Regions from separate parts of the Homo sapiens genome. Here region 2 is linked to region 1. A link is an interaction called in ENCODE POLR2A ChIA-PET data of the cell type or tissue named here. Cell type or tissue: MCF 10A. All regions are shown on one strand. Links, peaks and the distances in the headings refer to the core of each region. The heading gives the core; the rest is flanking DNA. Region 1 overlaps SLC25A21 (solute carrier family 25 member 21). Region 2 overlaps SLC25A21 (solute carrier family 25 member 21).

The links. Peaks named below come from ENCODE experiments on the same cell type or tissue, not always from the same donor. Only the 100,000 strongest peaks of a DNase experiment are listed, where the experiment ranks them.
Region 2: POLR2A ChIA-PET joins it to region 1 with 5 read pairs; 2 of 35 experiments call an interaction of 5 or more read pairs at or near these places.

Annotation. Positions count from the first base shown.
Region 1 is chr14:37,024,572-37,041,343 of GRCh38, reverse strand. The region is part of intron 1 of SLC25A21 (solute carrier family 25 member 21); the gene reads left to right. Among named protein-coding and RNA genes, the nearest start is that of MIR4503, 81 kb to the right of the region's middle. In MCF 10A, for the core only: no CTCF peak of the experiment used is centred there; a DNase peak (open chromatin) is centred at 6,193.
Region 2 is chr14:37,138,109-37,154,880 of GRCh38, reverse strand. All of the region lies in intron 1 of SLC25A21 (solute carrier family 25 member 21), which reads left to right. Among named protein-coding and RNA genes, the nearest start is that of SLC25A21-AS1, 26 kb to the left of the region's middle. In MCF 10A, for the core only: no CTCF peak of the experiment used is centred there; a DNase peak (open chromatin) is centred at 9,250.

The DNA of each region.
Region 1 (16,772 bases), core at 4,303-8,302:
ATTTTAACAGATGGCTAATTATAGATACAGATTGATTATATTTTTAAGTTCAAATATGCAAATAATGAATTAGTTCTGAGCCCCTTCTCTGTTAGAGGCACTTGGTTACTGAAAGTTTAAGGCACATCCCCTCCACTGCCTTCCTTCAGGAATTTGCAAACAAATTAAGGAGTAAAATTAAATATATGATAAGATATATGAGCTATCTTTTTCCCCACAAAGGCAGCATTTCCAAAAACTGAATTTTAAGCTTTTTATTCTTTTTCACTCTCTATCTTCTTCCTCCTGCAAGCCTATAAATATGAGGAAAAGTATATCATTATCTCTAAACTCCTGCACAGTTACATCCATCTAAATTCTGGACTTTTTTCTCTGAATGTCTCATACAACATCAAACTCACAATATTAGAATGAATTTATCATCTTCCTCAAAGCTACTTTCACTTCTTAAGCTATTTTCTATTTATCTAGTTGCTCAAGCCTCAAACATGGAAATCTTTGCAACTTTTTCCTGTTTCTCATCCACACATTTATCAATCACTTTTAGATTTCTATTTCCTGTCTCTGTCACTTTCTTTCTCATCTGTCCACGTCTCCAAGTCTCCACAGCCACCATCTGAGTCTAAGGCTCTATCCCCTCTCATCTGGGCTACTTTGTTAGCCTCTTAGTTGGTGTCTCTGGTCTTGTATTCTTCTAATTCACTCTACACAGAAAAAGTAAATTTAATTATGTCATTTTTTATTATTATTTAGATGCCTTCAATAAGTCTCACGATATAATTTACACTTCTTACCCAGCATGAAAGGTCCTTCTCACTAGCTTCGTCAGCTCCCTCTACCCATGCCAGTCAACATAGAACTGCTGGTAGCTCTTTGACCTCACCCTGTAACTAATTTTTCTTTTCTTTCTTTCTTTCTTTCTTTCTTTCTTTCTTTCTTTCTTTCTTTCTTTCTTTCTTTCTTTCTTTCTCTCTCTCTCTCTCTTTCTTTCCTTCCTTCCTTCCTTCCTTCCTTCCCCTCTTCCTTTCTTCCTTTCCTTCCTCTTTCTCTCTCTTTCCTTCCTTCCTTCCTTCCTCCCTCCCTCCCTCCCTCCCTTCCTCCCTTCCTCCCTTTCTTTTTCTTTTTCTTTTTCTTTTTTTCTTTCTTCTTGGATTCTCACTCTGTTGCCCAGGCTGGAGTACAGTGGCTCAATCTTGGTTCACTGCAACTTCCACCTCCTGGGGTCCAGCAATTCTCCTGCTCCTGCCTCCCGAGTAGCTGGGATTACAGGTGCCTGCCACCACACGCAGCTAATTTTTTTTTTATATTTTTAGTAGAGATGGGGTTTCATCATGTTGGCCAGGTTGATCTTGAACTCCTGACCTCAGGTGATCCACCAGCCTAGGCCTCCCAAAGTATTGGGATTACAGGCGTGAGCCACAGCGCCCAGCCCCCTGTAACTACTTTCAACTCATCCACCAAAACCTGCCTCAAGCTTAGCCTCAAGTCTGATTTACATGGTCTTTAATAAGGCTCCCAAACCTCCGTGATTATCTCCCTCATGGCATAGATTAAGCTCTACAGTAATTGTCAAGTTACTTATCTGTCTCTGTGTTAAACACCAAATAAGATCCTTGAGGGCTGGCACATAGCCTTTAGTGACTGTATATTCCAGTGTCTAGCACAGTACCTGCCACTTAGAAGAGGCTCAATAAATGCCTCTTGATAGACACATCCATACAATGAAAGACTACTCAGTGATAAAACAAATGCAGTAGTGATACCTTCAACAACATAGATGAATCTCAATTATGCTCAGAGAAAGAAGTCAGACAAAAAAGTATATACTGTATTATTCCACTTATGTAAAGTTTAGGGAAATGAAAATTAATTTATAGTGACAAAAAGCTGATCAGTGGTTGCCTAGGGAGAAGCAGGAATGGGAGTGGGATGTACTAAAGGGAATGAATACATTTTGGGGGTGATGAATATGTTTATTAGTATCTTGAATTGTGATGATGTTTTCACAGGAGTATACAAATGTCAAAAAATTTTTCAATTTGTATGTTTCAAATATATGCAGTCTGTTGCATGTCAATTATACCTCAGTTAAAAACAATGCTTATAAGACAGGCTGCATCAATGAATGCCTTTCAGTATTTTGCAACATACTGTCAATGATTAGGCGAAAAGGCAGGATCCTATCTGCTAACAACAGGGTTGTCTGACAGTGGCACCCACCCCTCACCGTACCATCCTTGTTCCTTACTTGATAGCTGCTTAGCAACTGTTCTCTGCTCCTAAGATGGTGTCAGATGCAATTGTTTGGGGTATTGGAAGTAACTAAAACTTTGGATACTGTGATTATGCATGACATTCTAGAAGGAGCAAAGAGGGGGCTGGGGAAGGGCATCCCTTTGTCTATGTGGCCTGTATGGTGTCGGGGATGATGGAGGTGGATGAATGACAGTGAGGCTAGAAGACCCAGGCTAGGAGACCCTGGTCGGCTGGGGCCACAGGACGTCAGGCTTCAGCAAATCTTAGGCACAAGAATCTTGGTATCAAGGAAAATGGGAAGGAAGATACTCGCTAGTCCCTTACTAAGAAAAGCACCCCTAACAACTAAAGCAGATTTAGTCTATATTCTGCAAAATTGGAATTAAATGCAGCATAATTTTAGGGCCAAGGAAAAGACTATCCCCCTCTCTTTACCTCCCAACAATGTTCTTCTGACTTCCTGAATTTGTGTCAAATTCCTCTATCAGGAGATAGAAACTTTTATTTCATAATAGGAAACTCCTATTCCTTAAATAGGAATTTAAGAGTTAAAACAGAAAACTCTTAAAAGACTGAATGTATTCATGAAAATTAATTTTCAAGTAGAAATAATATGTCACATTTTGCTGTTTTTATTTGGAGGAGTTAGAAATTAAGAAGGCAAATAATAACCTGAGTTTGGGAAAGGGGAGAGGACTTTCAGAAATGCTGAAGGAGAGGCTAGAGGCAGAAAGACAAATTTTTCAAAAGTTATAATTTTGCCAACCCTATTATTCTTCATTTTTCTACCAACAAATATAAGGTAGGTATACCTTATGTCACCTCAGAAACTCTGAGCCCCATGGAGGTAACCAGTATGCTTAGATAAGAACAAAGGACAATGAGTGTCATTTAAGATCTGTTTAGCTACCCTACATCAAAGGGCATGGCAGCCAGGAAAGCAATTTCAGACTTCAGTTCAGTAAGGTGGTCATTTGTCTTGATCCTTCTCCTCATAGCACAATAAGCGCTGAACTGAGAACTTTAGAAACACACAAAAAGTATGTGGGTATAAAGTTATTCCATACCCACAGGGAGCTTTAAGTTTAAGTAAGGGCAAAATGCAAAGGAAAGAACAAAAGAACAGAAGCAGAGGAATCTTCAGAAAAATATAAACATCTGCAGCATACAGAACCATTTTCCCAAGCGATTTCTCCTGTCAATGTGCAAACAGGATTGTTGAAGTGATTCTGGTTGAGTAGAGCCATATGGGTTTAGTTTGGGAGATGATTCCTGGCAGCATTCTGAAGAAGGAGGGACATGATTTGACATCAATGATCTGCGAAGACTTCTGGGCTGGGGAATGTAGAGGTACAAGCAAGAGACTAAAATGCTCCTCAAATGTGAAATATGTAAAGAATAAGATACTGCTGAAATGTGTCAGGGAGGGCAGGGTCAGAACATAAGCAAGAAAAAAGGGGAGAAATCAAATTCACCACTGAAGTTTGGTGAAAAAAATTTTTTAAATAGGATAAAAGAAAACAATGAATATAAATAGCATGAAAAAGAGAGAGAGAAAACAGGAGGAATTCCAAACTCAATTGATAAATTTCAAGTAATGGCTTCTTCCATATGAAAGCAACCCTGGTGATGTTAAGCTTTTCTCGTGTAGAGGATTCAGGTGAAACTCAGAATCAAGTTGAAAGAATGCTTTTTTAAAAAGACTGATCATTAATAGCAAAAGTAAGAATCATGGTGATGCTTCCAGGAAACTCAATAGTGGATACTGAAGAGGATCCCCTGAAAAGGTGAAAGTCAGCTGCAATGCAAGAATAACCAAAACTTAGAAATTCTGCCGAGGAAGGGGATTTGGAGTGGAATGTTTGCCAGGCTAAAGAGTACAATGACTCATCTCTTAGTAAATTGTGTGAAAATTTAGAAATAACTTGGAAACAGTTTTTTCTCTTCCTGACTCACAATCAGGGTCCCCCCACACCCGCCCCAGCCTCTGCTTTATTTGAGATTGTCTTTGGCCTCCAACCTGTCAATGATGCATGTACCAGGGCACATTGTAAAATAATTTGATGTTCATTTATGAAGAGAAAATATTTCCTAAATCTTCTTTCCAGGCCACCTGTAACCCAGTGACAGGGCTAGCTAAGTAAACAGGAAAGCCAGCATCCTCCGCTTCAGAAACTAAACACTCACACAAGAACTCATTCTCCGGGTAGATGATGGGTCAGTCAAGATCCACATTTGAACATCTGCTTTTCTCAGGCTTTCTTCTCCCCTGATGTATGTAGTCTTTCACTTTATTCATGTTGAGAAACCACTTCCCCTTATTCATATCATAATGGAATGGAAGAAGATTTAGCAGATTTGGGTGAATTGAACTTCAAAATTTTGGAAGTGTGGGGAATGGGTAGAAAAATAAACCATATCTATTGATTGTGGAGTGTGCAAAATAACACATTATGATAAAGGGTTAGGCATTTTGGAATTTTTATTTATTTATCTTTAAATTTTAATAGAGACGGGTCCTCCCTATGTTGACCAGGCTGGTCTCAAACTCCCTGACTCAAGCTACCCTGTCTCGGCCTCCCAAAGTGCTAGGATTTTAGGTGTGAAACACCGCACCCAGCCAGGAATTTTTTTTTTAACTCAGAAAATGTAACATGTTGCGCTAAGTTTTACTGTGTGTGTTAAAAGGCTTAATAGAGCAGGTGAAATTTAAAACTGCTTGCAGCAAGCAGAAATAAAGGTAGAAATTCACATATCATTGTATGGGAAGAATTGGCTTGAACCTCCAGGTTTCACTTCATATTCTTGATCTGCAGCTACTTTTTGATTATAGCACAGCCTTGGCAGAAGAATCCAACTTGCTAAAAGTGTTCCAAAAAAGGAAAAAAAAATCTCTGGCATTTCCTGTTGGTTGGAAGATGTTTGGCTTTCTGCATTTGTATTTAGTGTTATCATTGGCCAGGCACCTTTGCTGGGTAGAAAAATACTGGTGCAAATTTTACTGGCAAGGTGGGAGTAAAAGCCATAAAAATTCTCAATTTTCCTTTTAAAAACTTAACTCATTTGTCCAAGAGAAATGAATACAGAAGGACAAGAGATTTTTAAACTTCCCGTACATCTGGGTATAGCAGTGTATTTTGACTCCAAGCACAATAAAACAACCTTACTTGCTGGTGGTATATGACATAATGACCCAAATATGTTTTTAAAAAATCATTTATTGCTGTACATAAACAGCAAAGTTAGCGCAAGGGATGATAAAATAACATGGGTAATTCTTCCTTTAGCTGGGAACCATTGGCGGCCCATTAGGATTCCAGATGTAGCTGTGTGTGCTTTTCCATTTGTTTTCCAGTGTCTAGTGCTTATGCCCTTGGTACCTTGATGGTGGTTGTCAGGCATGTTGGCTTTTCAGCTTGAGGTCTTCCTTGGAGAAACACAGTGATCGGGCTCTGGGCTATAAAGCACACTATTGTCTTGGGCCCAGTTTGTTGAGAATATAAGACCCAGGGCAGCCTCCTGCCAAAGGTCAAATACCAGCTTGACCCAAGTTCCTCAAATCAACACTGGACCTCCCCAGACAAGAGACACTTCACCTCTTCCTGATGAAAAAGTGGTTTTATGTTTTTATCACTCTGTAATAACAGAGATTGTTAGCTCAAATGCATTTTGATAATCCATTTATTATAGCTACTCTCGTGAAGAAAACAACTCACAGGGCCAGAACCTTATAGATTAAAACTGATAATAATAAAATGTGTTCCAGTGTTTTCGGCACTTAAAAAGGAAGCAAACTCCGGTATTTCCCAGTCCAAAAGATGGACTAGTAAGCAGCGCTAGAGGACTGAGTTGTGAAACTGTACTGTCCAGATAGAATCATCGTATTTTCAGCAGAGAAAGAAAGCAGCTAAAAACAGAACCATAGCTAATTTAGCAAGTGCCCTGACTGCCAAAAATGCGTGTCTGAAATCAGGTGGGTGTTTCTTTATGAGTCACTTTGCCAAATGTAAAATTTATAGCCCAGTCTTGTGCAGACTCTAGCAAAGATTCAGAGCATCAGTTTATTACAGGGCTACTATTAAGGATGCTTAAAACTCACCAGCTTTACACTCCTCACCCCAGGAGTCTAGCCTTAGCTAGTTATGATTGGGCCTGGCCCAAATGCTCCTATTAGGCAGGGATTTAAGTATTCAGCAATACGGTTAGGCCCTTTCTGTGGAGCCGAATGCTCTTCCTCATGGGGAGCTCAACTCACCCCTCCTGTGTCCATCAACAACAGCTCCCCTTTGCTTCTTACCACTTTTCACCTGTGCCCTGGCTTAGCAAATTGAAGGAAATAATGCTTAAAGAAAACAAAATAAATAGCAGATGGTTGAGTGTACTCTGGGATGAATAAATTGTGGCTGTGGAGGCGAAGAGTGAGTTGGTGGATGCACGCGGGTGTTTTTGTCGCTGACATGCAGGATGCTCAGCACGCTGACCTCCACATGTACCAGGCCCACTGCCATTAATCACTCCACATAATCCAAGCCAGAAATTTAATGAGCCCAGGGGATTGGTGATCCTTTGGAGTGGGAGTGGGAACGGAGAAAGTGAACTAGAGGTAAAATACAAAGTACAAAAGTGGATCCAGATAAGATAGCAGAGGTTTCTCAGTGCCCAAGTGATTTTGGATGGACTTTATCCCATATACGATCAGACAGAGAACGATCATCCAAAGAGTTTCATCCTTTATAGTGGGTTTATTCTCTCTAATAAATTATAAAATAGGCCAAGCACGGTGGCTCATGCCTATAATCCCAGGACTTTGGGAGGCTGAGGTGGGTGGATCACTTGAACGTCAGGAATTCGAGACAAGCCTGGCCAACATGATGAAACCCTGTCTCTACTAAAAATACAAAAAATTAGCTGGGCGTAGTGGCAGGCATCTGTAGTACCAGCTACTCAGGAAGCTGAGGCAGGAGAATTGCTTGAACCCGGGAGGCAGAGGTTGCAGTGGGCCGAGATTGCGCCACTGCACTCCAGCCTGGGCGACAGAGTGAGACTCCATCTCAAAAAAAAAAGCAAAATTGTGACCTCCCCAGAATCCCAGAATATCATAGTGCCATTTGGGAACCTTATTCCAAATTGCTAAATGGAACACAAGTGTTCAGCTTCTTGGAAATCAAATGGTTTATCAAATCCATTACCAAAATAAACCATGGAATACCTGTAACAGCAAGTTCCTTTTATAACTTTGAGATGTAAATGTTATTTTTATTAATCAAAAAAATTAAAAATCTGAATAATTTGGCACCTTTCTAATCCTCAACCATCCACGTACCCTCTTCCCAGTCAAGCTACATCTCTTACAGCCATATCCACAGACTGAGGGAATAAAAATATATTCATATCCATCAATATCCTTTGAATAAATATCCCATCAAAAGGAGTACTAAAATAAGGAGGATTAGAAAACAAAAGTAGATAAATAACAAATGTAATCTCTTACAGACCCATAGACTGATTTTCACTAGGTGTGCTAAGTTTCTTCTAGGCCCTGGAGGATGGATATCAAGTTGATAATAGCTGATGGATGGACTTTGTTCCAGTTACTGCATATCCATTCTTTATTATTGCTGCTTAGCTGAATTTTTCTTATAGTACCTTATACTTCAGTTTCCTCCAAAAATATTATGTTATGATGAAGATTTTCAGGTGAAAGTAACCCAAATGTCTATCAACTAATGAACAAATTTTAAAAATATAGTATATACGTAGGATGGAATGTGATTCAGCCTTTAAAAAGATTAAAATCCTGTCATGTGCTACAACATGGATTAACCTTGAGGACATTATGCTAGGTGAAATATGCTAGTCACAAAAAGACAGTATGATTCCACTTTTATGAGGTATCTAAAGTAGTAAAATTCATAGAAACAAAGTAGAATGGTGGTTGCCAGGGGCTGGAGTAGGAAACGGAGAGCTGTTGTTTAGTGGGTATAGAGTGTTAGTTTTGTAAGATGAAAAGGTTCTGTAGATATATTGCACAACAATGTGAATCTACTTAACACTACTGAGCTGTACACTTAAAGATGGTTAAGTTGGTAAATTTCATATGTGTTCTTTTTTAATAACAATTTTTTTAAAAAGATGGAAAACTTTATTTGAAATCTCCCTTACCTGTTTACTCTTCATTGTAACAGTCTGCTTGTGTACATTGAAACTTAGGAACTGTTTTTCTTCCAAAGGGCGGTACGCAGATTGGTAATTTAAATAAACATTTTATTAGGAAAAATGCTAAATTTTCCTGAATAGTATAGTAAACTCCACATATCCATTGCCAGTTCTAATTTTATGACAATTATAATTAAATTATAATGACAGTTACAAATTTCCCCATCTTGTTTCATCTGTTCTCCCTTTTTTTTTTTTTTTGAGACAGAGTCTCACTCTGTTGCCCAGGCTGGAGTGCACTGGCATGATCTTGGCTCACTGCAACCTCCACCTCCCGGGTTCAAGCAATTCTTATGCCTCAGCCTCCTGTGGATTCATTTTTTTGTTGTTGTTGTTGAGACAGTGTCTTGCTCTGTAGCCCAGGCTGGAGTGCAGTGGCACAATCTCCGCTCATTGCAAGCTCCACCTCCTGGGTTCACGCCATTCTCCTGCCTCAGCCTCCCGAGTAGCTGGGACTACAGGCACACGCCACCACGCCCGGCTAGTTTTATTTTTTTTGTGGTAGAGACAGGGTTTCACCGTGTTAGCCAGGATGGTCTCGATCTCGTGACCTCGTGATCCACCAGCCTCAGCCTCCCAAAGTGCTAGGATTACAAGCGTGAGCCACCGCGCCCAGCTTGGATTCATTTTTAATTATGGCCTAAGCACTTATTTTAGGAATTCAGAAAGCATGTTTAAATATCTTATCGCATAAAAATAATCCTTGTGATTTATATGTAATATTTTCTGTAGTACTTTAATTTCTTCAAATATAACATGTAGATAGCTATATGGGAAAAATGATGGGGAAGGCCTACAATGAAAGAAATAGGAATGTTGAATGGGAATGAGCAAACGCTGTGACTGAGTTTGGTATTGCTTAAAAGTGCTAAAGAGGAGAGGACTGAAATGCTTAATTTTAGGAACTGGGAATTCTTTAAGGAGCCCATCTTTGTCTTTTCTACGTACAATGTGAGATTAAATCTCTTTTAAAATGTGGTTGTTTTACCATTACTTCCCAAAGAAAAAGAAAGAGCCAGTCTGGGCTCATCTCCCAACCAGTTGTGTGACCTTGGGTGAGTCCTTTCATCTTTGAAGGCTTCAGTAGCCTCATATGTAAAATGATGGCTGTGGAATGATAGTTTCTAAGGTCCTTTCCAATTCAAGAATCCTATAATTTGAAAGTAGGAGTGAATATTTTACTACAAAAGATTCTGATAGGTTAAATTTATGGCTGAACTTAATCTAGTAAAGGCCCTAGCTTTCGATATGGTTACCAGTATTCATAGGATAAGAAAGCTGAGAAGTTGTCTCACATCTCTGCCAACATCAAGTAATGAGATACCTGTGATATAAAGTAACCTGTAAGTTAGTGTGGAACAAATAGTTCCCTAAAGAGCTTTGCAAGGCCTTCTACTGAAGTTTTATTATAGATGTTTGTATGATAAGCCACATTTTATATTCTAAATTTTAAAAACCTAACATGAAAATAATATTTAAGAAAATAACTTGAAGTAAAGATTTACTTTGCTGCTTTGAGCCAAAGATTCTTTTTTAAAAATTTTTTCATGAAAGGCTTTAAGAGGAAAAGGAGAAATGAATGGAACATATGCTTTGAAATGGTTGACTGCAAGGGTGTAAACTGTGTGATTGTTTGAACACTGTTGAACACTGTTCAACTTTTAAGTGCAAATATTCCTTAGGATAGCCTGTTATCTCATCTTGTCTCTATACAAAGTTTCATGCCATTCTTTAGTAAACATGCGCAGAAGGGCTTGCTGCCTTGAAAGGCTGTAGGTTGTTGGAAATTGCTCTGTTTTAGAGTCCTGAGGAAAATGAGGTAGAAGGCAAAGGAGTGGCTTAAAGATTGCCAATCTTTGGAATTCCATATCCCTTGAAATGCCAATCTTTGGAAATTCCCATTTCCTGCACAATCTCAGGGTAAAAGTGAATGATAAAGGAAACAAAGGAGGTAGAAAAGCATCCTTGGGAGGGTTGATTCCTTGGGCCACCTGGTGCCAATTGACTGCTACAATTTAGAGACCCTTGACTAAACTCAGAAAATCCAGGACTGTAACCTATATTCAACCTGATCAGCTAGGGGTTTCTTTGATTTTAGGAACACTTACCAACGAGTACAAACTGATGATATGAGGCCCTCAGTTTTTATAGTGTGTTCTTTCTGAAGCTGAATGCTAGGTCACAAACATAACCTTTTACACCAAAAAATTAATCACTGATGCTCATTTCTTAGATTCTACTAGATTCGTCCCGGGAATTCTGTCAAAAAGAAGGAACTAGCAAGGTATATAATATCTTAGGAGGCTAATCCAGAAAAAATGGAAAGTATGTACATGGTGCAAGACTTTTTCAGTGTAGATTCAGAAAACATTTGTTCCCAAGCTGGAACTCATGAAGATGTGGCAACTAAAAGATTATTCAAGGGGTGATACCCCAGGTGGAGGAATATCATGAGTAACTGAGAGCTAGAGAGAGATCAGGGACTCAAAAGAAGTACAGTTGACCCTCAAACGACCCGGGTTTCAATTGATCAGGTCTATTTCTGTGTGGATTTTCTTCTGCCTCCTGCCACCCCAGAGACAGCAAGACCAACCCCTCTTCCTCTTCCTCCTCAGTCTATTCAACATAAAGATGATGAAGATAAAGACCTTTATGATGATCTACTTCCACTTAATGAAAAGTAAATGTATTTTCTCTTTCTTATGATTTTCCTAAAAACATTTTCTTTTCTTTATATAATACATATACAAAGTGTTAGTCAACTGTTCATGTTATTGGTAAGGCTTCCAGTCAAGAGTAGGCTATTCGGCCAGGTGCAGTGGCTCACGCCTGTAATCCCAGCACTTTGGGAAGCCAAGGCAGGCAGATCACTTGAGGTCAGGAGTTTGAGACCAGCCTGGACAACATAGTGAAATCTCATCTCTACTAAAAATAAAAAAATTAGCCAGATATGGTGGCACACGCTTGTAATCCCCGCTACTTGGGAGGCTGAGGCAGGAGAATCACTGGAACCTGGAAGGCAGAGGTTGGAGTGAGCCGAGGTCATGCCATTGCACTCCAGCCTGGGTGACAGAGTGAGGATCTGTCTCAAAAAAAAAAAAAAAAAAAAAAAAGTCGGCTATTAGTAGTTAAGTTTTGGGGGCGTCAAAAGCTATATACCAGTTTTCTTCTGTGTGGGGGTGTTGGTGCCCCTACTCCCTATCTTGCTGAAAGGCCAACTGTATTTCAGAGTAAGACAAGTGACTTCCAGGGAGGGATCCCCTCTTTTCAGCAGAGGGATTCTGTCTGTAAGTACTGTGCTAACACTACTGGTGGAAACATGGCTGCTGAAAACTGAGTAGAGTTTGACCTTATATTTTGACTCAGAAATTAAAGATGCACTGTTTAAGTGGCACTGAGTATGCCCAGCTTTCGTTGTAAAATTGAGTTAATTACATTTGCCTATTCACAAAGACTTATGCAGTAACAACAGCAAGCTTTATATTTCTTGAAAAAAAGAAATATGGAGTCTGCAAAGGGGTAGGACCATTCCTCTTTAACCCTCCTTGGATTGCAGACTGCTAAGAATGTAGACTGGCTTCATGTGCTCTATCATTTTTGAAGATCTCAGTTAGTAGCATTTACATTAACTGTCTGAAAGGAAAAAATTAAACCTTCCTTTTAAATATTGCTTGTCATTGAGTTCCTCTCTAATCCTTAGGCAAATTGTGCATTGTTGATCTAGTTCCACAAGACAATTTCTGAATCAAAACTCTGAATATGATATAGCCACTTATTTAAGGAACATTGACCCCAAAGAAAGATCATAATGTGGAAACATATTGGAGAATAAAACATTTAACTCTCTTGTTTCTGTTATTCTGATGTGCTGGCAAGTACTAGTTAGAATAATTGGCAAGGACTAGTGAGAAATGCTATTTAGACTTAGGAAACCTACAAAACTATATCCCACTGGAAAGGTAAATATGTCATGTTATGTGTCCAACAATAATAGCTATAACAAGAACATCTGAGACTTTTCCCTGGGCTTTAAACCACTTAAGTAATTTTCTTCAAAATATTAATTTTCTGATGTAATGTTCTCTGTCACTCTCTTTCATTGGGAACTGAGTTGAATGTACCCAAGTGCATTAAAAAATGCTCTAAAGATGTCACCATTGAAGAAACGTTATCCTATAATTTCAATATTTGTTGTTCAAAAATACTTTAATGTTATTTTTTATTCATACATCTAAGCATCCATCCAGGGTTGTAATGGTGGTTAACAGCCAGAAAAGGTGACCAAAACTTACAGTCTTGTTTTCTTCAGGAATTCACTGTCTTGCATCAGATAATATTTTTAGGTTTTTATTATTTAAAAATAAATACTGGAACATCAATAAAAAGATACCATCACCAACCTACCATTGATTTGTCCTTTGTTATAATTGGCAAGCTGAAGCAGAAATAAAGTGCTTCAATTCAAGAGAAGTGACACTAATGATGGTGATAGAAGAATGAAAAGCAAATAAGAAGTAGAATTTGAAGTGACATGAATAATTTTACTGACTAGTGTTAGATACAGAAACCTCTTCCCCAATGCTATTGCTTTGCTGTGCTTTTTCATTATAATTTTTTTTCTTCTCAACCACTATTGGTATACCAATGTTGAATTAAAAAAAAGATTTACACTGTAAGTATAGGCTTCTTTGGGGCTCAGAAAGTAGCTTTTCATTGTTTGCTGTTTATACACACGTCTCCTTACAAAAAAATATTTACAGTTATTTAAGAATTTGGATATAATATATCACTTCAGTAAAATTTGAAAAAATTTAGCATTTTAAAGTTAAAATATTAAAATGTTTTCTTAGTTTAGATACTAAAGATTATTACTATAATGTAATTGTGTATCATGTAATTATGTCTTGGAAGATTGAATCAATTGGTATTTGAAAAGGTTTATAGGTAAAGTTTTTAGAAGATTACGTTTCTAGAGTTTTTTATGCAGTGGAATTTCTGATGCTACAGTAAATTAAAAAGTTGGATGATTTTCATGTGATATCTTATTTCACTAATACAGAACAACCTTGAACCGCACTAGAGCAATAATTACTTAACCTAAATCAGAGACCAAGCCAGGCCAAACAGCTGTTTTCATTTTGTTAGGAGATCCATTTGATTTACTCTTTTAGTCAGCTTTCATTACTGTAGAAGACAAAACTTCACTTGAGTTTTTAACCCTGAATTCTCTGCCTTGTTTGCTGCCTGCTATAAAATTGCATGGTTGAGCTGCCACAGCCGCTGAGCACACTCCGGAGCTACTGTAGTATTGTGGGAGCCTCTGCTTCAGCTCAGGGAAAAGAGGAACTTCCACAAAGAGATAAAATCTAGGTCCTTCCCACTGCCCTTAAAAAATACAAAAACAAAAACCTCAAAGCTCATCATCAGTATTCTGATTATAAGAATAGTCTTCTGAGGTCAATGCCTGATTTGAGTTTCTATAGTAGCAGAAACGGTCATCTAACAGTTGTCATCAGCTGTATCATCACTAAACCATCTTGGAAACTAGGGAAATGAATATCAGAGACACAGATAGGAAATTTGAATTCAAATATGATTTACAAAGTAGCTAGATAATAGATGTATTAGCTGTCAAGTCATTATCCCTAGAAGTCTCTGACATGCTATAGTATGTTCTCATTTAAATTGTGAATCCAGTTCCCCTAGAATTAGTAGAAATGAGATTGCATCAGTATTTTGTTGTTTGTAACCTGGTTCTTGTAATTCAATAAACACGCTGTCCCTGCTCCCCTCAATGAAAATAAGGTGAGACAATATTAGGACCTTGTGACTTCATGGAGATGGTAGCTTAAACAATTTCCTAAGATTGCTGTTACTTGGGAAAAAAATTCTTAGAATTGTTAGCACCGTTTTTTCTCCTCTCAAAGAAGTCTGTATGTAGTCTTTAAATAAATGGAGCCTGGCAAGACAGTAGGTTCTCTGTGGCCACATGGATTGTCATAAGTAGAATTAGCCACACACGGGACAACTATTATTTAAATAACAATCTCTTTGACATGTTTTTGCCATATCATAGACCAGCACTTCTTAACTGCATCTCTTCCAGGTTTTTAGAGGCCCTTGAATAAAAGTTTCATGGTCAAATAAATTTTGTAAATACTTTTTTAGACTGTCACAATACATAATAGCATTTTGCAGCTCTGATAAATTCAACAGAAAAGAAATGTTTAATTCGTAAGTGTTTTCCAAACTTACTTGAGTATGGGACACTTTGTTTTCCTTCACATAATACCACAATATTTCACAAAATAGTTTTACTTTGGATGCTGGTTTGGGTTGGGGTATAAGCTACATAGATGATCTAATCTCATTGTTTATTTAGATGCAAAAATATGTGGAATTTACAGTTGGTGGCGACAAGGAGCTCCTTTTGGCACCTATTTTTTAATAACAAGCTAAGTTGGAGATTTTGTTGCCAGTAAGAAAGACATTTGGGAAATTACCAGCTTGGCCAAGAATCTCCATAAATACGTTTATTGGAGAATAATCATTTTTAGAAAACCCAGAGAACTATGGTGATGTCTCTACCTTGTCTAGCCAACTTATAATAGTGTGGGAAAAGAGTTATTGAAAATAATTGAAAACTAATGATATGTAGAAAAACAAAAATTATATCTGGTGGTGTGACAGAATCTTTACAAAGAGCTATGACTTGAAGCTAAAACTGCATCTTATATGTTAGTAGTTCACAAAAGGGAAAGCTAGTTGAAGATTGCTTCTTTTTTTAGGACGTCTAGTCTTTAGGGAGATGACTAGTATCTTCTGCGTGCTTTCCTGTTACATAAAACATAGTGGATTATACCTGGGTTAGCTCCCGACTCCCATCGTAAAGTGTAAATAAGTGCATGCCTGGTCTAGGGCTTTTTCCGTTTGCTATATAGGTTCTGAAATTTACCACCTGGTTTTATCCACACCAATTTAAATTTATGCACTGATCACTTTATCTTTTCTTTTAAGAAAAAAGAAAACAAAACTCCTGAACAGGCGTTGCTAAATTGCATCTCCAGCAAGGAACTCAAGGAATCCTATGGCTGAAAAACATCTATGTCTGAAGTTCAGCCTTTTCACAGTCAATTTAATAAAATGATTGACATTTGATAACAAGTTTGCCCTACACGAGTGAGTAGGAAGTCAGATGAGAAAAGAACTCTTTTAATTTGAAGGAATGTGCACTAAAGTCTTTTGCTGGCACAGCTTTGTAGTATATATGTTTGTTTATATTTTCTATTTAAATTGATATAAGTTGTTCACTTGGTGTCAAAACAAACATTTCAGCCTTGCAAGTAACTGAATCCGAACACAAATTAATTTGCAATTATGATAATCACGTTTATTAACTGCGGAGCATTAGCGACACATCTCATGGCAAACATCAGACCCTTGCTTCTGTCATGACCATCAACAGGCACATGCCAAGATAACAATAATAATGTCTTTGCATTGTGTGTTACTCTGTAGTTCCCAGAGTTCTTTCATTTATGTTATCTCATGTTCTTCTCAAAACAATCCCAGGATTAGATACGGGTGGAGCTATTATTTCTATTTTAGAAATGAGCAAAGTAAGATTAAGAATGTTTCAGTGACTTGCTTGATGTCACAAAATGCATAACTGGCGAAGCTCAGACTCAAACTTAGATTTTTCTAATTTCCACATTCTTTCCTACTTGTTTATTCTGGCTACGGTAGTGTAGCTCTAACTCTGATTGTAAGTTGTCATTAAATATTTTGCTTGCCTGTCACTATTTTTTTTTAAAAAGATACTTGTCCCCCACTTTGAAGCCTGTACAGAATAACAAATTCTAGACAGTGTTAATTTTGAATATTATGTATCCAGTGTATCTTTTTTAGTTATTTGCAACTAAATCGTTGTTTATAAATTGAAAGATTTAAATTGACAAATGGAAAGTATTTTCTAAATATTGCACTTTGTTATGAAACAATAAAAACCTTTTTTTCTCCATTTCTGAAGCTAGATATATATAAATAAGGAGATTAATTATGGGATCACAGTGTGACAAAGGATTAAAAGCCAATTATTTAAAATTCTAATCTGTTGCTTTGTTGAGTAATTTGTTTTTCCTGCTTAGACCAAGTACAAGTGAGCCAGAAAAGGAAAGATGCCAACAAATATGTTCACTATAAATAATAAAGCTGTTGATCTGTTTTTTTTTAAAGCAATATTATCTTCTGCCTCTAATAATCATTAAAATCCAGTAAGGATTTATCTTCCTCCCAAAGGG
Region 2 (16,772 bases), core at 7,090-11,089, 110 kb before region 1:
CACCTGAGGTTGGGAGTTTGAGACCAGCCTGACCAACATGGAGAAACCCTGTCTCTACTAAAAATACAAAATTAGCTGGGTGTGGTGGTGCATGCCTGTAATCCTAGCTACTCGGGAGGCTGAGGCAGGAGAATCGCTTGAACTGGGGAAGTGGAAGTTACAGTGAGCTGAGATCATGCTATCGCACTCCAGCCTGGGGAACAAGAGTGAAACTCCATCTCAAAAAAAAAAAAAAAATCTATCTTTTAGTAAAATTTTCCCTCATATCTTGAATTGTTTTTCTGTTGTCTTTGTACTGAGTTTCTTTAAAATCAATATTTTGCATTATACTGGGATTTTGAAAATGTCTTTTTGATTAAGAACTGTTACTGGAGAATTGTTGTGTTCCTTTGGAGAGTCATATTTCATTGATTTTTTTTTATGTTTCCTGTGTCTTTATGTTTATATCTGCACATCTGGTGTAACAATCACGTCTTCCTATTTTTGAACTTACTTTTGTAGGAGAGGACTTCTTCCAGAAGACCTAGCTTTAGTGTTTGTTAGGTAGGGCACTTTGGCTTTTAATTCTGAGGGCATGCAGCAGTGTAGTCTTTGTATGATTTCTTTGGCTCTAAACAGGATTAGTGATATCTGTGTGGGTTGGGGTGCAATTATTAGTGGAGTCTGTGGTGATGTTCTGCTTGGGGACTAAGATGCCAGGTGGGCCAGTTTCCAGGCACCAGTGATGACAGTGGTGGGTTGAGTATCCCTATCTTTGTGCCCCAGGGTGACGTATGCTGCCACCTGTACTTGTGGTTACTAGAGGTCTGATTTTTGGGCCTCTAGGTGGCTTGCTCAGATGTTGATAATGGCAGCAGTAAACTGGGTCATAGAGTGTGTTTTCAATCACCTGGCAGCCAGTATAGCATGGATGATGGCAGAAGCTGTAGTGGGATGATTCTCTGGGTCCTGAGTGGTGTGTGTTCATGTTGACAGTAGATGTGATGTGCTGGGTGGGGAAGTCTCCAGTCCTGCAGGTGGGGCTTGCAGATAGGTCAGCTGAGGAGATAGCAGTCGAGACCCTGGGCTATGTGCTCTGTTAAGGTGGGAGAAGTGAAGGAGCGAAGCTAGGCTCGTGGGGCTTGTGGTGAGAGCAGGCACCAGCTGTGGTGGCCAGGATGATCCTTAGGCCTCAGGCTAAGTGCTTGTGTTAGAGACAGTAGCAGCCATGCTGAGGCCCCACCACTGGAGAGGGAGCTGCTGTCTTTGTGGCAACAGCCTGGGCCAGTGGGTAGGGAATGCACGTTTCTTTCTAGCCCCAGTCCTGGGGGTTCACCCCCTACCCTGGCAGTGGTAGCTGATGCTTAGCTTGTTCCCCCACCCCAGCTGTAGGAGCACCCACCCAACTCGCAACCAAGTCCCACCAGCAACTCATTCTGCTCACTTACATGCCAGTCTCTGTCCTGACAGCACCCGCTTCCTGGCACTGGCTGCTGCAGCTCATGTCTTGCTTGCTTCTTATCCCTGGCTGTGGGAATGCTCCCATCTTACTCCTCATTCCAGCAGTGATAACTTGAGCTTTTGTAATGTCTCAGTCTTGGTGCTGCTGGCCTGAAGGACAGTGTGCAGTTTATGAGAGGCTAGCTTTGAAAATGGCACCTTCCTGTAGCTTCTTAGGTCTTATAAATGGTGTGGGAGCTCCCTCCCTGGAGCAGCCCTGTCCCTTCGTCTCCCATCAACTTCCTGTGTTAGTTTCAGGGCTTGGGATGGTCAAGGGGCTCTCCTGTGGCTAGGATTGCATGATCTGATGGTGGGGATGTGGGCTGCTGGAAGTCTGTCACTCACCCTTTCCTCATGTTAGGAAGTCACTCCCAGCTCTTAGCCAGTCCTGACCAGGGATGCTGCCTCTTTTCCTCCTTCCCCACTTTTGGTGTTTCCTGTCTCTTCTGTGTTGAGCATCAGCATTCTGTCTTGGATAACGTATTTGAAGTGTGACTGTCTATATACTATTCCAGTTCTTCTAAGTAGAGCCAGAAAATCCTACTCAACCATCTTGAACCTTTCTCCCCTATTTGATTAGTCTTCTATTGTCTCCACTTTCCCTTTCCTCAAAAATTGATATTCTACATGTTTGTAAGTTTTTTGCTTTACACAGTCTTTTAAAAATTTATTTTAAATTCATTTTATTTAGTTTTTTTCTTCTTGTGTTTTACACATTCTAACTCCCCAAACAAACCCATCCACTCTTTGGCTTCAGTGTTGTCTGTTTGCAGGTGACTTCCAGAACTGTGTTTCTGACTTCTCTGCGCTCTGCAGGCTCACATTTTTAAGGTATATAGCAGAAATAAAATGAAATTAACTGGGCATGGTGGCAGGCGCCTGTAGTCCCAGCTAGTCAGGAGGCTGAAGCAGGAGAATTGCTTGAACCCGGAGCAGAGGTTGCAGTGAGCTGAGATTGTGCCACTGCACTTCAGTCTGGGTGAGAGAGCGAGACTCTGTCAAAAAAAAAAAAAAATTGAAATAAAATGAAATTGAGAGTCAGTGGACGCTAATGGTTTTCAAAGATGTTTCAGAGATATATTTTGAAACTAATATCAGACCTTCAAACAAATTATCATTTTCTCATTTCTATTTTGAGTTCAGTCTTTTCATTCATTCTTTTTGTCATCTTTAGAAGTCACAATGAACTTCCTGGGATATTTGTTTGGGTTGGGTAGATCCTTCCTAACTATCATAGTCAATAAGTATGATAAGATTTTAAAAAGTAAGATAAATCTTATCTTTTGAGTGCTAACATTTACTGAATGCTTACTATGTGCAAAGCATCTTACTTTGCTTAAATAATCTCTATTATTATTATTATTTTTGAGATGGGGTTTCTCTCTGTCGCCCACACTGGAGTGCAGTGAAGTGACCTCGGCTCACTGCAAACCCCTTCTCCTGGGTTCAAGCGTCTCTCTTGCCTCAGCCTCCAAAGTAGCTGGGATTACAGGCACATGCCACCCTGCCCAGCTAATATTTGTATTTTTAGTAGAGACAGGGTTTCACTATGTTGGCCAGGCTCGTCTTGAACTCCTGACCTCAAGTGATCTGCCCGCCTTGGCCTCCCAAAGTGCTGGATTCCAGGCATGAGCCAATTTGTAATTTCTTGAAGATGAGGAAAGTGAAGCTCAGAGAAATTAAATATCTTGTTCAAGGCTGATGACAGACACAGACTCAAACTCTGCTCTTTGCTTTCAAAGCTTGAGCTCTCATCCATTACTCCACCCTGCCTCTTAGTGTGCAGAATGAGAAATCAGGTAAGCAGCCCCTTCAAGTATTGCCCCCATAAGTCTTCTTTTTCTCTCTGGTTATGTTAAATACCACAGCTTTTTCTTGAACTTGAGTGTTAATGAACAAACAGGGTCTGCCCTTGTACAAAAGTCCATTTCTTGTTTTTGCAGATTTTTAAATGCCAGCCATAGCTTAAGTATGAAATTCTCCATATTAACCAGCAGTGCCTCTGTTGGCATTAATGCGGCATCTTTTTTTCTGCCAGATGCTACAGGCAATTGGTCAGGAAGTGGGCCAAGCCTCCACCCTCACGTATTGTTAACTGAATTCGCACACAACTAATAAGATACTGGTGTGACTCAGTAGAGTGAGAGCAACCCAAGAGTGGACAGGAGGGGCCTGTCTGAAAAAGGAGGGAATCTTAAGTCGCATGTAATTTAATGTCTGTAAAAACTAGAATAGACTACTGTAGGGAGAACGTATAGCCTCCTCTTTGGAGAAAGAAGAATGAAATTCAATAGAACTCGATAGAATTGGATGACACCTAAAATAGAATCATGGCCCAAAGTAATTTTGCAGAATGAAGAGAAAGAGAGAGAGAGAGAGAGAACCTACCAATGTGCTAATATTTCTTGAAAAGTTACCAATATTTATCGACCATCAAGTATGCCAAATCAGAATAATACAATTGTGAAAAACATTAGTTTTTGTTCTGATTGCTTGAGGCTTCTATTGCTGTTATTATCACTATCATTTTGGGGCATGATTGTAGAGGCAGGTTAAAGCACTTTGGAGTAAATTGCAAGATCCTCTCCAGAGATCTGAGAATGAGCAGCATTATTTTGGAGCGTCCGCCTAGGACAGCACATTTGATTGGCTAGTTTATCACAGTGGACATTTATATCTGAAACTAAGATTACTATTCTGTACTTGTGCAGACCTATAGATGGCGCTGTCTTCCTATAATTTTGGTGATTTGCTTTTTATTTTCTTTTTAAAAGGAAAAGCTTTCTGCAGATATAGTTAGATCTAGAAGTGTGTTAACTTCTGATTACATTCCACTATTGCAAAGCATCTTTGCCTTGCATAGATCATAGAGAATTCTACACTTGAAAAATACAGACTGTACTTTGGGAATTAATTTTTCTTTTAATTGTGATTCATACCTGTGTATGTATGGAAAAATGGGTTTATGTATATGAGTAAGAAAGAGGGATGGAAGAAACTGTTTTTATTTGTATAATATTTATTTTCTTTATGTTGGTTCTTGCCGTAAAATTTGAATTAGAGTCCTGGATAAAATAGAAATCATTGATAAGCTTAGGATAAATGTCATAATTTCTTGTAGATCTTAGAGATTACCTGAAACTCCTAGATTCCATAATTTTGTTTTTCAAAGTTATTAGGGCTAGGGTATGTATTATAGTCATAATAAATTATAAACATCTCTAAACAGGAGCTACAGTGCCAAACACGTAGGTTTTATTTATGTATCTGGGACTCAAATGCCATTTCTTGTTTTAATTCAGTGGCCTTTAACATAAGAAATTGGGTATATGTATGAATAATAATTTTTCTTGAATGTAAGTTCTAAACAGGATTTTTTTCCTTCAACCCTACTCCTTCTGTAAGGAAAAAGTTTTAAGTATGATACATATTATGTTGTGGATTTGGTTTATGAATGGGAAATGCCAGAAGTGCTTGCTTCTGTAATCAAACTTTAACCACAAGATGGCAGTATAACTTTCCCATGTCTTTAAAAAATTTTTAAATAATTACTAAATTAAATTATTTTTTCTCTCTTAATGAGAAATGTATACAGCTAAGGGATTTCAAGATAGTTCTAAGGAGGATGAATATTGAAGGTACTGTACTAAATATAAGAAATATTAAAGACTATTTAGTGATTATTTATTTATTTTTTGAGTCTTGCTCTGTGAGTCAGCCTGAGTCTGTGCCCAGGCTGGAGTTCAGTAGTGCTGTCTCAGCTCACTGCAACCTCTGCCTCCCGGTTTAAGCGATTCTGCTGCCTCAGCTTCCTGAGTAGCTGGGACTACAGGCGCCCACCACCATGCCCAGCTAATTTTTGTATTTTTAGTAGAGATGGGGTTTCAGCTTCCCAAAGTGCTGGGATTGCAGGTGTGAGCCACCGTGGCCGGCCCTAGCGGATTTTTTTTTTGATGGAGCAGTTTTTAGTTGCCCTAAGAAAACATTTAATTTATATTCTGTAAAGTTGAAATAGGAATATGATATGAAAATGGTAAGCAACTTTGTTTTACAGAGCAATATAGTTTCATTAGGTTTGCCTCATAAAGCATCAAGAAAGTGACAGTAGATTTTCTGTTTCTTTCATGTGTTCATGGACATCTGCATTGGTGTATACCTTGTATTTTGAGCTCATAGCTGGAGATTAGAAGTTCAACAAGAAGCAAGGAAGGGAAGAAAAAGAGAAAAGTAGAGGCACTGGCATCTAAGTTAAAAAAAAACAGTGGTGATAATGATGTCTATGTGATTCTTGTTGGCTTCATATCTTCCATAGTCAAAAAATGGATCATCTAGGCAGGCACAGATAGCTCACGCCTGTAATTCCAGCATTTAGGGAGGCCAAAGTGGGGAGAATTGCTTGAGCCCTGGAGGTTGAGGCTATTGTGAGCCATCATTTGTTCATTCAATTTGGATATTTAAATAGCCGTCATCCAGCATTATATATACTGATAATGTTTTCATTGGTATGCTTACATAATATGTAGTATTCCATTTCACTCTGCAAAGAGGCTTTTCACAAGCATCTATTTTACTTTTCCTTGATTTTTTGTTATTAGTTTAAAAGAGTGCATTGGATCTATTTCTTGTTTTTTAAGTCTTATGAAGAGTGAGCCCCTCTAAGGAAGAGACCAAGTCATGTTTATTTTGTATCTCCAGGCCTACCACAGTGCTTTGAATATAGTAGCTGCTCAATAAATGTATATTTATTCAATGCATTTGCCACAAAGCAATTCAATTTCATTGAGACCTGTTTTGCTTATATATCCCCATGTAACCATATAGAAATATGGCAGAAGTAAAGAAAATACCTTCTGATTTAGACGTCAAATACTTTGACCTCTTTCATAGCATCTTATTTTACTGATGGTGGAGGGAATGTTTCTTGTAGGAATCATAGTTTCTCAGAGCAACAATGAAGACAAAACATCTGTGTTTTGACCTATGGTGTATCTAAATGAAGATGATCTCATGCTAAATAGTATGATTTGCTTTCTATAATAGAAATCTGACATACAATCAATATAAAATATACAATGTGTAGCTACACACAAAAATATTTTTTACCTTATAAACTCAAGGACATCTTTTACTTTGCATTATTTATATAAGTTAGAAATATATGACAGTATATATAAAATCACATTTGCGGGCAAGTTGAATGAAAAAAGACTCACAGTTACCATATGTAGGAAAAACATATAAGCAAAATACATAAGGAAAATAAGGGCTGGGGGTGGTGGCTCATGCCTGTAATCCCAGCACTTTGGGAGGCCCAGGTAGACCGATCACTTGAGGTCAGGAGTTCGAGACCAGCCTGACCAACATGGAGAAACCCCGTCTCTACTAAAAATACAAAAATCAGCCAGGTGTGGTGGTGAGTGCCTGCAATCCCTGCTACTCGGGAGGCTGAGGCAGGAGAATTGTACCCGGGAGGCGGAGGTTGCAGTGAACTGAGATCACATCACTGCACTCCAGCCTGGGCTACAGAGTTGAGACTCTGTCTCAAAAAAAAAAAAAAGAAAAGAAAAAAAAGAAAAAGGAAATATAGTTACCATGTGTGAGAAAAAGTGTGGTCTCATGTAATGCCCTAAACATATATGTCATGTTTCAAAAATCTGTAGTTTTAGGTGAGTTTGAGGTCAGAATGCATTTCCCCCTAGAACAATGTTATGCAATTCATGGGCAAGCCACAAAAATTTTCTTCCTTTTTTTTAAAAAAAAAAAAAAACCTGAAATAAGTGTGAAATACCAGTAATGGCAGCTCTAAGCCCTAGGGCATTTAGGATTCCTAAGCCCAAATATAGGGTCCTCTGTCCTTCTGAGGCTAGCTTCCCTGGAGGTTTTAAGAGCTCTAACTGGTGGAGAATGGGATAGAGATACTCAGATGTGGAGATAGTGTGGTGGCTTCTCGTTGACAATGAGATAGGAAGGTGCCAGCAGCCAAGAAGGAAAGGGTGACAGACAAGACCAGGAGGGCCATTTGAATAGGGCCTCATATTTCACAGAGGGCTTTATAAATTTGAATTTTTGACATTTCTTTCAAATATGGGCAGATATAAAGTCATTGCCTTTGTCATTGCAATTGTGTCTGTTAAAAGAATTACTATGTGAAATGTAAGTCCTTAAAGTAAATTTTAATAACGCTGTTAACTGGCATTTCTTTATTTTTTATAATAGTATTTTGAGAGTTCCCAATTAGTAGAAGAGTCTTGGGTCTCTTTCAACTTCCAAGAGGCCCTAGTCCTAAGAGACAAGGGTGAAGGAGTTCTAGAGGGTCTCACTCCAGTGGTTCCTAGTACGTCCTTGTGCAATGAATAAATGGATGGTTGGTGAACAGTCCGACAGCAGAGAAGAACCAAAGGGCAAGTGCAAACCAGAGTTGGGAATTAGGAGGCATTAAGGTTGGAGAAAATGGGAGCTGTAGTGATCATTAGTATGTACAAGTTGTTAGCAAATTAACTATTTCTAGATTGGAAAATACCTGCATTTTTTATGTTTTGTGCGGCGTATATGAATCTATGTATTCTTACATTTGAATAAACATGAGACATGTCACACTTTTCATATATATTTTATCAGCATTGCATAGCTGAGAAAATAGCTACATATTAAATTAAAATAAAATACCCTAGTTTTTAAATTTTATTGATCTGTAAGTAACATTGACATGTTTAGTTAAATGTAAGAATGAATGCATAATACTAATTGTTGAATAAATGATGTAAAATAATGACATCATTTATTATATATTAAAACATGCTCTTCTTATCTTTATCAGTAGACTATTAGCTTCATGAAGGTAAAACTCTTGGTCTGGGCTGAGTGTGGTGGCTCAGGCCTGTAATCCCAGCACTTTGGGAGGCCAAGTCAGGCGGATCTCTTGAGGTCAGGAGTTAGAGACCAGGCTGGGTAACATGGTGAAAGTCTGTTTCTACTAAAAATACAGAAGTTAGCTGGGGGTGATGCCACGTTCCTGTAGCCTTAGCTACTTAGGGGGGTTGATGTGGGAGGATTGCTTGAGCCCAGGAGATCAAGGCTGCATGGAGCCATGTTTGTACCACTGTATATACTGTCACACACACACAAAAGAAACTCTTGGTCTGTTTGGTACTCTGGTGTATCCCTAGTGCCTAAAAGATAACCTGGCACAGGACAGGTACTCAATAAACATTTGTCGAATGAATAGATGAATGAATAAATGTCAAGTGTTTTATTTATCAATTTTTAATGTGAATTAATTTAAAACTTCAAAACTTTTCATCAAGATGGTAGGGAGATATTTCCTAAACAATCTGAAGGAGTGGGTGCTGTTTCCTTCATGCCCAGTGTCATTGGTGGTGAGGAGAATCATTGCTGTTTGCCTGCCATCAAATTGAGACATTACCCTAGGAACCGAATGCTGTAGACGATGTACTGTTCCATTTTATTCCTGATAGCTGCAAAAGGAAATAAAAAAGGGCTCTAGTTTTCCTGCCCTGGTTACTCTAAGAAGGAGTCAATCCAAGTCCCATTGATTCTGTGAACCTAGAAATTTGTCTTCCTGAATTTTGACTGTGTGTGGATGGAGACCTGTTTTTTCCTAATACCTGGCTTTCCAGGAATAGTTAGAAGAAGTATAGAGTATCTGATTGTTGAGTTGCTTACAGTTTGGAGGTAGGTTTGTTTTCTCAAGCTCAAATGTCATTGTGTTAGTTGTAGTTTTTTCCAGCCCATCTTTCTACTTGCCCCACATGCCCTCAGGGATATCTGAGTCAATCCCACACATGTGGCAGTCATATGATAGGGGACTTACTCAGTGGGGTCATAGCAACCTAATCTTAATTTTCTGTTCTAGTCTATTAAATTCCTACTGTGGTGTCCCAAAGAGTTATTTAGCTCATCTCTCTGTGTGTGTGTGTGTGTGTGTGTGTGTGTGTGTGTATTTTAGTATTTTAGATTTCACTTCATGCTACAAAGAGAATAGAGGTAAATCTGGGCACACAGGCATGGAGTTCCAGCTACTCCTGAGACTAAGGCATGAGGATTGCTTGAGCCCAGGAGTTTGACTCCAGCCTGGGCAACAGAGCGAGACCCCATCTCTTAAAAAAAATAGAGAATAGAGGTAAGAGAAGGAGGTAGTATTCTATGGGGATTCTGATGTCTTAATGCCTGATACCAGATCCCAACTCTAATACTTACTAGCTGTGTTACCTTGGGCAGGCAGCTTAACATCTCTGTGCCTTACCCATAAAATAGAGATAGGATGCAATCTACCTCATTGGTTATTGGAAGGATCATATGGATTGAGGCATGTAAAGTGCTTAGAATTGTGACTAGCACTTCCTGAATGCTCTGTGTTAGTTATTATTAATGGAGAGGGAAAACATATGAGTAGTTAAGACTCTTCCAAATATTAAAAACAAACAAACAACAACAACAACAACAACAACAACAACAACCACCCAGGCTGGGCGTGTAATCACAGCACTTTGGGAGGCCAAGGCAGGCTGATCGCTCAAGCTCAGGAATTCAAGACCAGCATGGGCAATATGGTGAAATCCTATCTCTACTAAAAATACTAAAAAAACAAAAAAAAAAACCCAAAACAACTTCACATATGAGTGACACATCTTATGAATACATGCATATATGCTAACTATAATTCTTTCTACTTTTATAATATAAACTATATTTCTGTTTACATTCTAGAAACTTTATCTTATTTCACTTAACTACTGATTTGGGGCAGTAGAATTTTGTTTTGTGCTCAAACCTGGATTTCATTAACATAATCTTCTTTTTCACCTGATGAAGTTGTTTTCCCCTCTGCCACCCCTGAAAATGGAGTCATTACTTTGCTTCTGGAGACTTCCTTTCCAATATTCCACAGTGGGTCCACAGGAGTGGTTCTTAACTAATATTTTAGTAGTCACTCTATCAAATAATTTGGTTCACTCCCCTCCTCTAAACCTAAATTTTTTTAAAAGAAGAGAATGTATATGTGTGTAGGTATTCTATTTATCATTCATAGTAACTTCTGAGGTGTTAAATTGCATAACATTTTTTGAAACAAATTTGATCAATCATTATTAATTGAGATAAGTAATACAAAGGCCTTGTCTTTAATTTAAATAAATCATTTCCATATTTCACCCCAGTGGTAAAGAGACCACCTAATTGACAACTACTGATTTATAGGTTAAATAGAATCTGTCAGTCCTTTTCCCAAGATTTGACAGTGACATTATTACTCAAGTTTGTAATTAGCTGGCTCTCTTTTTCTCATTAGTTTCTGTATTTTTTTCTAAGCCCTCGACCCCAAGGATCAGTGCTCTCAGTCAAGACCTGTCCCGAGCTTCCCACCAAGTCACTGCATGCTTTTCTGACTCTTGTCAATAACTGCTGAATTTGACTTTCTAAAACCCCCATTTTATTCTAGGAAAACAGCAACTGCATTGATAAATTTAATTAATTATACTTTGTAATGTGTTAGATGTTTCCAACAATTTAACTGCTTTTGATAGATTCCAAACTGTGCCTTTTCCTCAGACAAAATGTAAGCTATGATAGGAAAACCAGGAAAAAGAAACTTTGAACCACTTACAGAATAAACTGGCCCTGTCTGCTCCATTGCCCCAGATGCTGGGGAAAGCACAATAGGTGTTCATGGAACCCCAAATATCTGATCCATGCTGACAATGATGATGAAATCAGTCAAATGCCTTCTTCCCCTTTCATACTTGTTCCTCTTAAACAAATTACAGACACACACACACACACACACACACACACACGCTAATGAACAGACACATTAAAATGCCTTTTACCTGGGCTTTAAGCAGCTGTTTTATTGTTTACACGCTGACATTATTATTATGTTACTCTGTTTACAATCTGCTTTTCAAAAGTATTTTTAAAGTTAGTTATCTCCAATGTCCATGAATTCCTTCGGAAAACATTTCTTGGGTGTTTTGTATAGCCAGCCCCTGTGACAGCAGGTATGTGTGGCCATTCTGATTTGAACCACGAGGAATGTGCAGTGCAGAAAGGGTGGGAGCAGTTAGCTAAGCCTGTTTGCCAGCAGGCGGGTGCTTAGTTCACCAAGCTTCACTAAAATTTGATATTTTGCTTTCGTAAGCTGGTTAGAAGCATTGCATGAAAATCCTGCCAAATTTTGTCCCTTTTTGTCCAAACTTTTTTAACTTGAAAAGGAATCTCAGTATGTAAAACTTTCCATTATAAGGCCACCTGTAAACTTAAAACAGGCAAACTGTTTTTTCAGCTGCCTGCAGCTATGTTTCTCAGCTGACTAATACTGACAGATAAAGATGGCTTTCCCCTGAGGAGGACTGTTTTGTTTGTGGTTATTCTGTCACTACCAGGAGGGACAGCTCCCTTTGCCTGTAGGGAATGCAGAGATGCAGTTTGCAGACAGACTTAGATGCTGACTAGCAACTAAAAAAATAATAGTCAAATAATGATTTCATTGTTCCTTCCTGTGTCCTTGACAACTGAGAGGTATCCAGCTAGACTGGGCCACTGCCTAGGAGTGTTCTTTGCCTCAGATACTACTATTTCGAAGAAAATTTACAATTCATTCTGACAGTCAGGCTAAGGAGAAAAACGGACATTTCTAATATCTGCCTAATTTCAGTGGTTGTGTATCCTCGGAGGTAATTCTTCTGTCACTTCTATTCATGAACACTATGACTTGCCCCGTTAAAAAAATCTTTTAGGCCCATCATGGTGGCTCATGGCCCTAATCCCAGCTACTCGGGAGGATTGCTTGAGCCCAGGAGTTCCGGATCAGCCTGGTAACATAGTGAGACCTCGTCTCTACAAATAATAATAAAAAATGAACCAGATATGGTAGCACCTGTCTGCGGTCCCAGCTACTTGAGAGGCTGAGGTACGGGAATCGCTTGAGCCCAGGTAGCTGAGGCCGCAGTGAGCTGTGACCAAGCCACTGTACTCCAGCCTGGGCAACAGAGCAAAACCCTGTCTCCAAAAAGGAATATAATATCTTTTTATGGCATGGTTTCTACCTCGATGATAGTCTGTGATGAAGAGCTACCACTCTGGAGTTGGACAGAGCTGTTTGAGTTCTGTCTCAGTCAATTATCACTGGTGGGACCTTGGACAAGTTTCTTAATCTTTCTAATCCTCAAGTCTTTAAATAGGAATAGTAACAGAATCTTTCTCCATAAGGTTGTTGTGAGTTAAATGAGATGAGGCACATAAAATGCTTAGCCTGCTGTTTGGCACAATTAAGCACACCATAAATGGGTTGGTTACTGTTGTTATTAATCTCCCCTACAAGACTGTGAGTTCCCAGAGCCATGGTTCTCAGCCTTGACTACACTTTAGGATCACTTGGGTAACATGAAAAGATGCAGAGGCCACTGTCGCAACCCACACTGACTACATCAGAACCTCTGGGAATTGGACCCAGGAATCAGCATTTTTTACGTCGCTCTATCTGAGTCCAATGTGCAGCCAAGATTGAGAAATACTATCCTTGAGGATGGAGCCTGTATCATATCAAAGTACTCAGACGAAAATGTAGAAATAGCTGATTACAGTGGTTATTCTGAAAAATAAAGTCAGTGCAATCTAGAAAAATATAAAAAGTGACATATAGTACCTTACATATTTTGTTTCAGGTATTTTGAGTAATAGAATAAAGAAAAACAAAATTAACTGATTTTTAATGGGGCAACTTGCTACTAACATTTACGTAGTAAAGTAAATCTACTAGGAAAAAGATGGAAAATGATAAAATAGCCGGTAACTCAAATTTGAATGTGTGAGATAAAGTTACACAAATGGAAGCTACACTAAAGCAAAATTATTTTTATATTTCAGTTTTTTTTTTAAAAACGCAGTTAATTGAAAGAAATAATCATAGACAATTCTATGCTATTTTAATACAAAGGCCAGTATAAATGCAAAGATTTCTCACTTAGATCATGTCTGTGGTTGTTTGACCACAGATTTTTTGTGTGTTTTATGTGTTGAGGAAAACACTGGCAACACACAAAAACATGCTTTACATTGCTAATGCTGAATTAGCATCTTTAGCTAGTCATTATGGTATTCAGCTTTTGGACTGGGAAGGCTAAAGTTTGAGATAAACTCAGTTGCTCAGTTGTATTAATTATATAAAAAAGCTTGAATTTCTTCCTCGTAATACAAAAGGTGTTAATTATTAAGTTCCTAAGATTTTTTTTTCTTTTTTTGAGACAGTGTCTCTCTCTGTCACCCAGGCTGGAGTGCGGTGGCGTGATCTTAGCTCACTGCAACCTCCGCTTCCCTGGTTCAGTGATTCTCCTGACTCAGTCTCCCAAGTAACTGGGATTACAAGCCTGCACCACCACGCCTGGCTAATTTTTGTGTTATTTGTAGAGACGGAATTTCGCCATGTGGCAAGGTTGGTCTCGAACTCCTGACCTCAAGTGATCTACCCGCCTCAGCCTCCCAAAGTGCTGGGATTACAGGCGTGAGCCTTACCGTGCCCAGCTCTAAGATCTTATAAAGTTAAAAAAAAAAATGGTACCACCAGACTTAACTTTTCCAAAGGGATTTCTTAGCCCCCAGTCCTTTAACTGTATTTTCAAAAGAGAATTTCTCTGTTTCAACATACCACATATTTTGGAAGCATGTTATTTCAATTTTGAGCTTCTTCAAAAGAATGTTTTTATAAATAAATACTTCATATAACATTCAGTATCTGTTTTTCTGCATATACAATTTAACCTAGATACATTGTTGATGATCAAAATGATTACACTAGTTTGCTACTGCTAGTTTTACAATAAATTTTTGTGTTTATGCTCTCGTTCAATTCTCCCAATACCTCAGTGAGGGTGCAGGGCAAGGATAAGCCTCATTTTATAGGTGGGAAAACTAAAGCAGTGTATTAGTAGGCAGTTCAGCAGAGCCAGGCAAAAGTTTTTGGTTTTAGTCAGATGTTCATTTCATCAAGTCATTCATGCATTTACCAAGAATTATCAAGCTGCAGATATGTGTCAGATGTGGTTCTAGGGAATGGATATCCAAAATTAGTAAGTCATAGTTCTTGCCCTTAAGGAATTACACTCAGAGACCTGTGAATACATTTTAAAGTTTTTATCCTGTATCTACCAAGGCAGAATATATGATCTGAAATTGCCATGGCCAAAGTTAGCAACTTCGGGATATAAGCAGAAAGAAGAAATGCAGTGAGGTGGTTCAGAAAACCATAACTACCACCTACAGTTACAGTTTGCAACAGCCAACTAGATGTGAGACAAACCTGGACATTAATATTCCTTGCAGCTGGGTTCTTTGATGATTTCTGCAGCATTAGGGGAAGCTATGGTGTTTTTCTAAGAATGTACTATTCAGTGATGCTTTAATTTTATTTCCTCCGGTTCTTCAACTGCTAATGTTCATTTTAGTTTCGGCAGAAATTGCTTTGATGATTAAGCATTGTGGTTTATTTTTAATGCGTATTCATCTCAAGTATTTAGCTGGTTTCTGAAGATATCCTGTTGGTGAATTAAATGCTCATACTTACCAGACACAAGTCAGGTGTAGAGTTTAATTAATCATTTAAGAAATACACTGACTTTTTGATGATTATAAAGTCTTGAAGGGAATGTACTGCCTTCACTGTCTTTTGTAATTAGCTACATTCTTTTATTTTAAAGCGTAACATAGGAGTCAGTTAAATGGATAGAACTATTTTAGTTCTTCTTGAAGATTCATAGTGTTGCCCTAAAGGAAGGAAAGTTCAGGAAGAAAATTGTGTTATTCATTTTTCAGTTACTGAGTGGAAAATTTTATGTCTTGAAATTTTTCCTTGAATATTTTACTATTGAAAATATATGGAGGGATAAAGGTATCAGTTTTTTTTGTGAGTAAAAATTTAAGAGTATAATGTTGAAAAGTTGAAATATAAGCATTGTTATGCAGCAAATAAACGAAATATATCTCTTACTCTTGTATGAAACTATTTTAACTTAATGTCAATAAAGTTTAAATTAGTTCAGACTTTTCTTATTAGAATAAATGTTCCCTTTTAAAATGCATGATAATCATAATCAAGACAGAATTTGTCCTGTTATTTATTTTCAAAATGATTGTACATGTTTAGCAGACTTTTGATTTAAATCCCCAGTGATATATTGGAGACAGATGTTTAGATGACCTCATGTTTAAAGTAATGTTACATTTGGACACAAGATTAAATTTTCCTTAAAATCTTTCCCTATAAGTTAAATGTGTGGTAGTATACAAAAACTAATCAATGATTTGTGATGGATTAATGCGATTCCTGTATTTTAAATAAAATGTTCTATCTTTTATGGAATTCCACGTAGTACAAAAGAGCTGATTATGAAACAGCTGTTTACAAATGAAAATATTGTTTTTGGCTGGCCAGCTAGATGGGAAACAGATTTCAAAAGTTCCATGAATTTGAATGCAAATTTACCATATCATTTATACTGAACCAAAGAACATTAGTAAAAAACTGCAACACAGTTTACCAAAAAATTCAGTTGAAGACTATTTTTTAGGATAGAATATAAACATTTAAAATAGCTTTTTCTTTTTCAGAACTAATTTTTTCTTTATGAAAATCAATGTAATTATAACATGTTAGTATATATAGAAGATTTTTAAGGAGCTCATAAATAATATTTAACATTTCAATGAAGGAAAATTAGCAGTTGGAGGTATTAGAAATGCATAGGAAATTGAGTGGAGTGAAATAGATAAAAGATAAGAGATATTGTCCAAAGACAATAAATTAATGTATATGAACAAATGAATTTAAGGCAGAGCTATATAAATATTAACAGACTGTCATTTCTATCAGCAGCAAGAATGCTATATACTAAAAATCACTTTGCTATGGAGATTTTAATTGAAGAAAACATGGTCTACAATGAAAATCTTCACATTTTCTCTCAAATTTTAAACAGTTAATAAGAATTATTTGTTTTGGAACTTAGTTTAAATAAAAATAAATGGCATAAAGGCCATATCTTATAAATTTTGAATATGACTCCCTTAAATGCCAAAGTATATACTTTAATCGAGGTAAGTAAAACTTCTAGAACTAGTGTTTGTTGTTTTTCTTTTTCTTCGTATCTTTTATTGTCTTTCTCCTTGCCTCAGTTTTCTGAAAATGGGATCATATTTCTTGAGTTGCTTTTTAAATAGTCACCTGGGAATAAATGCGTGTTTAGGGGTGGGATATTACATCTGGCTCTCTTGTCACCATCTAA